2 separate regions of the Homo sapiens genome follow, and region 1 is linked to region 2. The links are chromatin loops, found by intact Hi-C in ENCODE. Cell type or tissue: dorsolateral prefrontal cortex. All regions are shown on one strand. Links, peaks and the distances in the headings refer to the core of each region. The heading gives the core; the rest is flanking DNA.

Region 1 (2,913 bases), core at 153-2,652, 89 kb after region 2:
CTCCAAAGCCTGTGGTCTTTCCACCACCTGCAAATAAGCCAGGAACACCTGGGCCTGCAATCTGCAGTCCATGAGCCAAATCCAGCCCGCTGCTTATTTTTGCACAGCCAGGTGAGCCAAGGATAGCTTTTACATTTTTAAAATGTTAGAACAAACAAAAAAAAAACATAACATGCACATTAAAAAAAATGCAACAACAGAGGCTGTATGTGGCCTGCTAAGCCTAAAATATTTACAATCTGGCCCTTTAAAGGAAAAACTTGCCAATTGCTGATTAAGACTGTGACATATGTCCCCTTCTGAGCTCACCCTGGGATGGTTGGTGAGACGACACTGGGTCAGTGTGTCCATCCAAAGCTTCATTGTCAAAAACACAGCAGTTCTGAGTCATTAATGTGACTTAGGTCTTCAAAGACTTTCGTAATCATTTTGCTGGCTTGGCCCGAAAGTGGCACATGTTCCTCTGGATGTGCCAGTGTTTGCTAGAACATCACAGAAAGCTGAGGGCTTTTACATTTTTCACCTGCCACATAAGAGTTTTCCAGGCCAGGTGCAGTGACACACACCTGTAATCTCAACACTTTGGGAGGCCGAGGCAGGCAGATAGCTTGAGCTCAGGAGTTTGAGAGCAGCCTGGACAACACAGTGAAACCCTATCTTTACAAAAAATACCAAAAAATTAGCCAGGCATGGTGGTGTGTGCCTGTGGTCCCAGCTACTCCGGAGGCTGAGGTGGGAGGACCACCTGAGCCTGGGGAGGTTGAGCTGCAGTGAGCTGTGATTGTGCCACTGCACTCCAGCCTGGGCAACAGAGCTAGACTCTGTCTCCAAAAAAGAAAAAAAAAAAAAAGGAAAAAAACAGTTTTCCATTAAGGGGTTAAGGGGCCTCCAGGGGCTGAGGCCAATGGTTGTTCCCTTATATCAGAAGCCAGAGCAATCACTGACCCAGTCCTATTATGTCCACTCTTGGCTGATCCTGGCAAAAATTCTGTGAGGTTGAAGAGAGAGAATTGTTCTCCCAATTAAAAAACAGAATCTTCTTTCTTACAGAAAATAAAGCTGTGGCTCAGAGAGCATAGCACAAGCACACAAAATGGTGGCACCCCCTTTGAACCTTGTTGTTGGTCTTCTCATCTAGACATCGTGCTTCTCTAGCTTACAATGCCATGGCTGGGCACTGGCTCAGTGCCCTGTGTTTAGAAAGAACACCCCGCACTTACTTGGAATTCACTCACAGATCCTTTCGAGGCTTCTGCCATTCTCTAGGGATATATTCCTTTGTTTTGATCTATTTTCTATTGATGAGGATATTACATTACCCCAGGTAGATGTTCAGTTATAAGAGACTCATTGGATTCTTGAATAGAAGTGCTGTAATTTTCTCCGATAGGATAGATGACAACCCCAAAGGTTATAGTTTTGCTGCCTGATAGGATAATTAACTTCATAACTAATTTAGGAATCTTAATTGCAGTATTCTTTTTTCTCAGTGATGATGAATATTCTACATATTTTTAAATGAACCTTGTCATTGTGCTGGTTCTTTGATTAGTGAGTTAAATCTTTGACACATGCTCACTGTATATTTGTATGAGCCATGTTTTTTTAACTTTTGAAAAATAGACTTTGACATCCTCATCATGCCTACAAAAATGGAGACCTCCAAGATCAAATCCACCAAGCTGCAGTGGTCACCCTGGAGTCTGGAGTCTTCTCTCTGTGGGTGTATTGATCTGTAAAGAGGTGGCCCGGGGTGGTGGAAACCTTTGGATAGCACAGCTCGGTTTAGCTCTTGGCTCCACCTTTTAAAAGCTGTGTCATATTGGCTGACTTGTAAGATGTCTCTCAGTTTTAGTATCCTCAGCCATAAAGTGGATATAATGCTCCATTTATATAATGTTGTTATATAAAAATTAAATAACAAATAATAATAGAAGACAGTGGTCGAGGATACAAATTCTGAGCCAGGCTGCCAGGGTTTGCTTCTTGGATCTGTTGTTTCCTAGTTGCACAAAATTTTCTAGTTGCATTTGATTTTATTGTGCTTCCATTTCCTCATTTATAAAATGGGGTTGCTGGGCATGGTGGCTCATGCCTGTAATCCCAGCACTTTGGGAGGCCGAGGCGGGCGAATCACGAGGTCAGGAGATCGAGACCATCCTGGCTAACATGGTGAAACCCCATCTCTACTAAAAATACAAAAACATTAGCTGGGTGGGGTGGCGGGTGCTTGTGGTCCCAGCTACTCGGGAGGCTGAGGCAGGAGAATTGCGTGAACCCGGGAGGCGGAGCTTGCAGTAAGCCGAGATCGCGCCACTGCACTCCAGCCTGGGCAACAGAGCAAGACTCTGTCTCAAAGAAATAAAAATAAAAAATAAAAAATAAAATGGGGTTAGACCCTACCTCAGTATTTAAATAGCCCTTGGAACTGTAGTCGACTGGAATATTGTAAGCACTTAATAAATGTTATCTGTGATGAGGAAAATAACGATATTCATAAAACACCCAGTAGAGCACCTAGTATATAATTTATTCTCAAAGAATTGGTAGCTGCCAAAGATCAAGGATATTCACCATCCAGACTCAGAGTCATGGCAAAAGGCCTGTTAATACATAAAAACAAAAAGTTTCCAAGAAATAAAGAAATTTGCCCAAGATCACCCAGCCAGAACCAGAACCTAAGTCTCAGATTTCAGCCCAGATTCTGTCCCCTGTGCGGAACTTAGGAGCTAGACACTGAGCACAAAGGACAACCAGCCCCGCCATGCAGGGGCTGAGTCTCCTTCCTGCCAGACTCGTCTCTGTAGCTTTCAGTGATTCCCTGCCCGAGGAAATGTCTTCCCCCTGCTGCTACTGCTGCTTCGAAATCAACGCTTTTGTGGGGCCACAGGGAAAAGTCAGAGACTGAGCACA
Region 2 (2,913 bases), core at 118-2,617:
CAAAGCACTTCATCAATATTACAACCAGAGAAGGGGGGCCAGTCTGGGCTTTCCTGTGGCCTATGGTGTAGATTGGGGCTTTGACGTAATTTGGGAGCAAACTTGGGGACCCCTTCAGGCATCGTAGGCATCCTGCCCTGGGCTGGCTTGCCAAAGCTTGGAGGTTAGGAAGGAGGATGGGCAGACTCTCCCTGTATGTTTCCCTATCCTGTAGTGAGAAAGACTCACAGATATACACAAGGACAGGCCACCGTTGAAAATGAAATACACCATTTCCCTGCCTAATAGAACTGGCAGCTTTCCTTTCTTTCTCCTCTGTCTTCCTGTAGGTGATCAAGCATCAAACTTTCTGTATACACTGTAAAGTGCTTCTTCCAATAATCTTTGCAGCCTAGACTTACAGTTTGTCCTTCCCAGGTCTGTTTCCTTATAAATATTCCAAGGTGAGGCTGCCAGTGGGTGATTTATTTACAAGAGGTATCACTTCTTGCGGCTGTGCATGGTGTCCAAGCAAATGGCTTACTGCAGCTCTCACCAAACTCAGCTTTGTTATCTACTTTAGATGAGACCAGGTGATTCACTCTCTCTCTAATTTCAACTCTTGGTGAGCTAAAATGATTTCTGCTTTAAAAATGTCCAGAATGTGAAAAATAAAATGAAAAACTACAGAAACAACAAGCCTTGTTATTCAGATAGAGAGGGAGACAGAGACAGAGACTACTCATCTTATCTGAATGCTGTCACAGGGAAAGCACACCCTGACAGTCCACAGCCCTGGAGCCTCCTCAAAGTTTCCCACCCAAAGAGGAAGCCCTACAAAAGAAATGGAAGAGAACCCCCTGTACCCTGCCAGGTCTGTCTTACCAAAGGAATGTATCATTCAATACCCTTCCAGGCTTCCCCATTCCCTCCCAGTAGTTCTAAACCTCTTGGGGGCCAAGGACTCCTTTAAGATTTCCCAGAAAAATATGCATGTCCACAAATGCCTAAGATTTCAGGAGGTGCAGGGGAGTGAAGGGAAGCAGGTGCTGTGGGGTCCAGAGGGGAAGCATCTTAGGGGGTTGCAGGGTTGGAGGACAGGCTGTGTGGACGGGGCCAGGGCTAGGACCCTGGGTTGGATGTGGCTACAGGGAGGAAACGAGAGGGCATTTTAGGCAGGAATGAGGCCAAAGGTAGAGGAGCTGAGATGCAGCTGGCTTGCCTGCAGAGCCACAGTGAAGGGAACAGAGCTAATGCTTATTGACCACCTACTATGTCCCAGCCACTATGATATGTGCCAAAGGGCTATAAACAGGCGTGCTCCCTCGCCCGAAGGAACACAGTCTCATGGGCCAGGCAGCCAAGGACTGGGGCAGGATTAACCATGATACGGTCAGAATGAGCAGCAGTCCCTCTCAGCAGGGAGTAAAGCCCTGAGGCTGCAGATGGGAGCTGGTGACCCCTGACAGTCTTCATCACCAGGGCAGGCCTTGATGGCAGGGGTGGGACAGGCCGGGCCTTTCAGTGTGTCCTTGGCTGCCTCTCTCCAGTTAGGGGCTGGACGCTGGGCTCAAGTGGGCGATGTTCCAGGGCTTTCAGTGGTCCAGAGATCCCAGCTGGTTCCAGCTCCTCAGAGCAGACATAAAGCGGGTCATTTCTTGCTTTCTGGCGTGGTGACTCAGCTGACAAAAATAACTCACGCTAGCAACAGCTCTTTCTGCATCTTGTGGGCTGGGAACGGGTACTAGGAAGGACAAAAACTGCTAAGCAGTGAAACATGAGGACTCCTCCATCTGACTCAGCCACAGAAACACACAGAGAGACAGACACAGACAGAATGACAGCAAGAGACAGAGAGAGAAGCAGAGACAGAGACATAGAGAGACAGTCAGACACCCACACAGATGTGTTCTGAGAAACTGAGTGGGGCTGCTTCTGACACTGAAGCCAAGGCACTCCTCATTTCTGGACTCAGCAGCTGGGGAAGTCACAGGGCTCAACTACCAGGGAAAACAGTTTACAGGTCCCAGGACTTAACAATGCTTTCCCAGGTGTACAGAGCACAGCCTCCAGGGTTGTGCAACCCCCTGCAAATGGACTTCTCCCAAAGCAAGTTCATGTGGCAGCTCCCAGCTCTTGCAGACTCCTGCAGCCCTCTTTACTCGGCTTGAGTGTGGTCCTTTGCATTCTGCTCCCAGGAACCTTTTGTTTTGGTCCCTGGGCACAGGGTCTGAACGTGTACCTAGGATAACTTACCACATGCCTCTCTCCAAAGACTGCCTTGTTCTGTGAGTTGGAATTTGCTGATGAGGAGGGATGCCATCTGTCTTTCCCACTTATCCACACCCAGTCCACCCGCCAAAGCTCATTGCATCCCCCTTTTCTCATTTAGAGTCAGACAAGGAAGTTCATATTTTCAAATGGGTCTGGCGCCATGCTGGGTGTAGGCAACATCATTTCCCTCCACCTAGACAATAATCCAAGATAGGTATTATTTAACATGTGAGAAAACTGAACTTAAAGAGAACAAATGAGGCCGGGCACGGTGGCTCATGCCTGTAATCCCAGCACTTTGGGAGGCTGAGGAGGGCACAGCAGATCGCTTGAGCTCAGGAGTTTGAGACCAGCCTGGCCAATGTGGCAAAAAATACAAAAAATTATCTGGGCGTGGTGGTGCATGCCTGTAGTCCCAGCTAATTGGGAGGCTGAGGTGGGAGGATTGCTTGAGCCTGGGAGGTGGAGGGTTGCAGTGAGCTGAGATCGCACCACTGCACTCCAGCCTGGGTGACAGAGGGAGACCCTGTCTCAAACACAACAACAACAAAGAGGATAAATGATTTGCCCAAGACCACACCACTGGTTAGAGTGGAGCTGGAATTTGGGCCCAATGCAGTATAGTACCACATCCCATGGGATGCCTCCTGTGGTACTGTA

What was found. Peaks named below come from ENCODE experiments on the same cell type or tissue, not always from the same donor. Only the 100,000 strongest peaks of a DNase experiment are listed, where the experiment ranks them.
Region 1: it touches region 2 in a loop (2.8-fold over the local background); 4 of 110 quality-filtered maps call a loop at or near these places.

The regions. Positions count from the first base shown.
Region 1 is chr15:62,851,119-62,854,031 of GRCh38, reverse strand. The region is part of intron 1 of LOC105370854 (a long non-coding RNA gene); the gene reads left to right. Among named protein-coding and RNA genes, the nearest start is that of MIR190A, 29 kb to the right of the region's middle. In dorsolateral prefrontal cortex, for the core only: no CTCF peak of the experiment used is centred there; no DNase peak of the experiment used is centred there; H3K27ac peaks cover 1,650 bases.
Region 2 is chr15:62,939,680-62,942,592 of GRCh38, reverse strand. No RefSeq gene overlaps it. Among named protein-coding and RNA genes, the nearest start is that of TPM1, 100 kb to the left of the region's middle. In dorsolateral prefrontal cortex, for the core only: no CTCF peak of the experiment used is centred there; a DNase peak (open chromatin) is centred at 1,612; H3K4me3 peaks cover 592 bases; H3K27ac peaks cover 2,292 bases.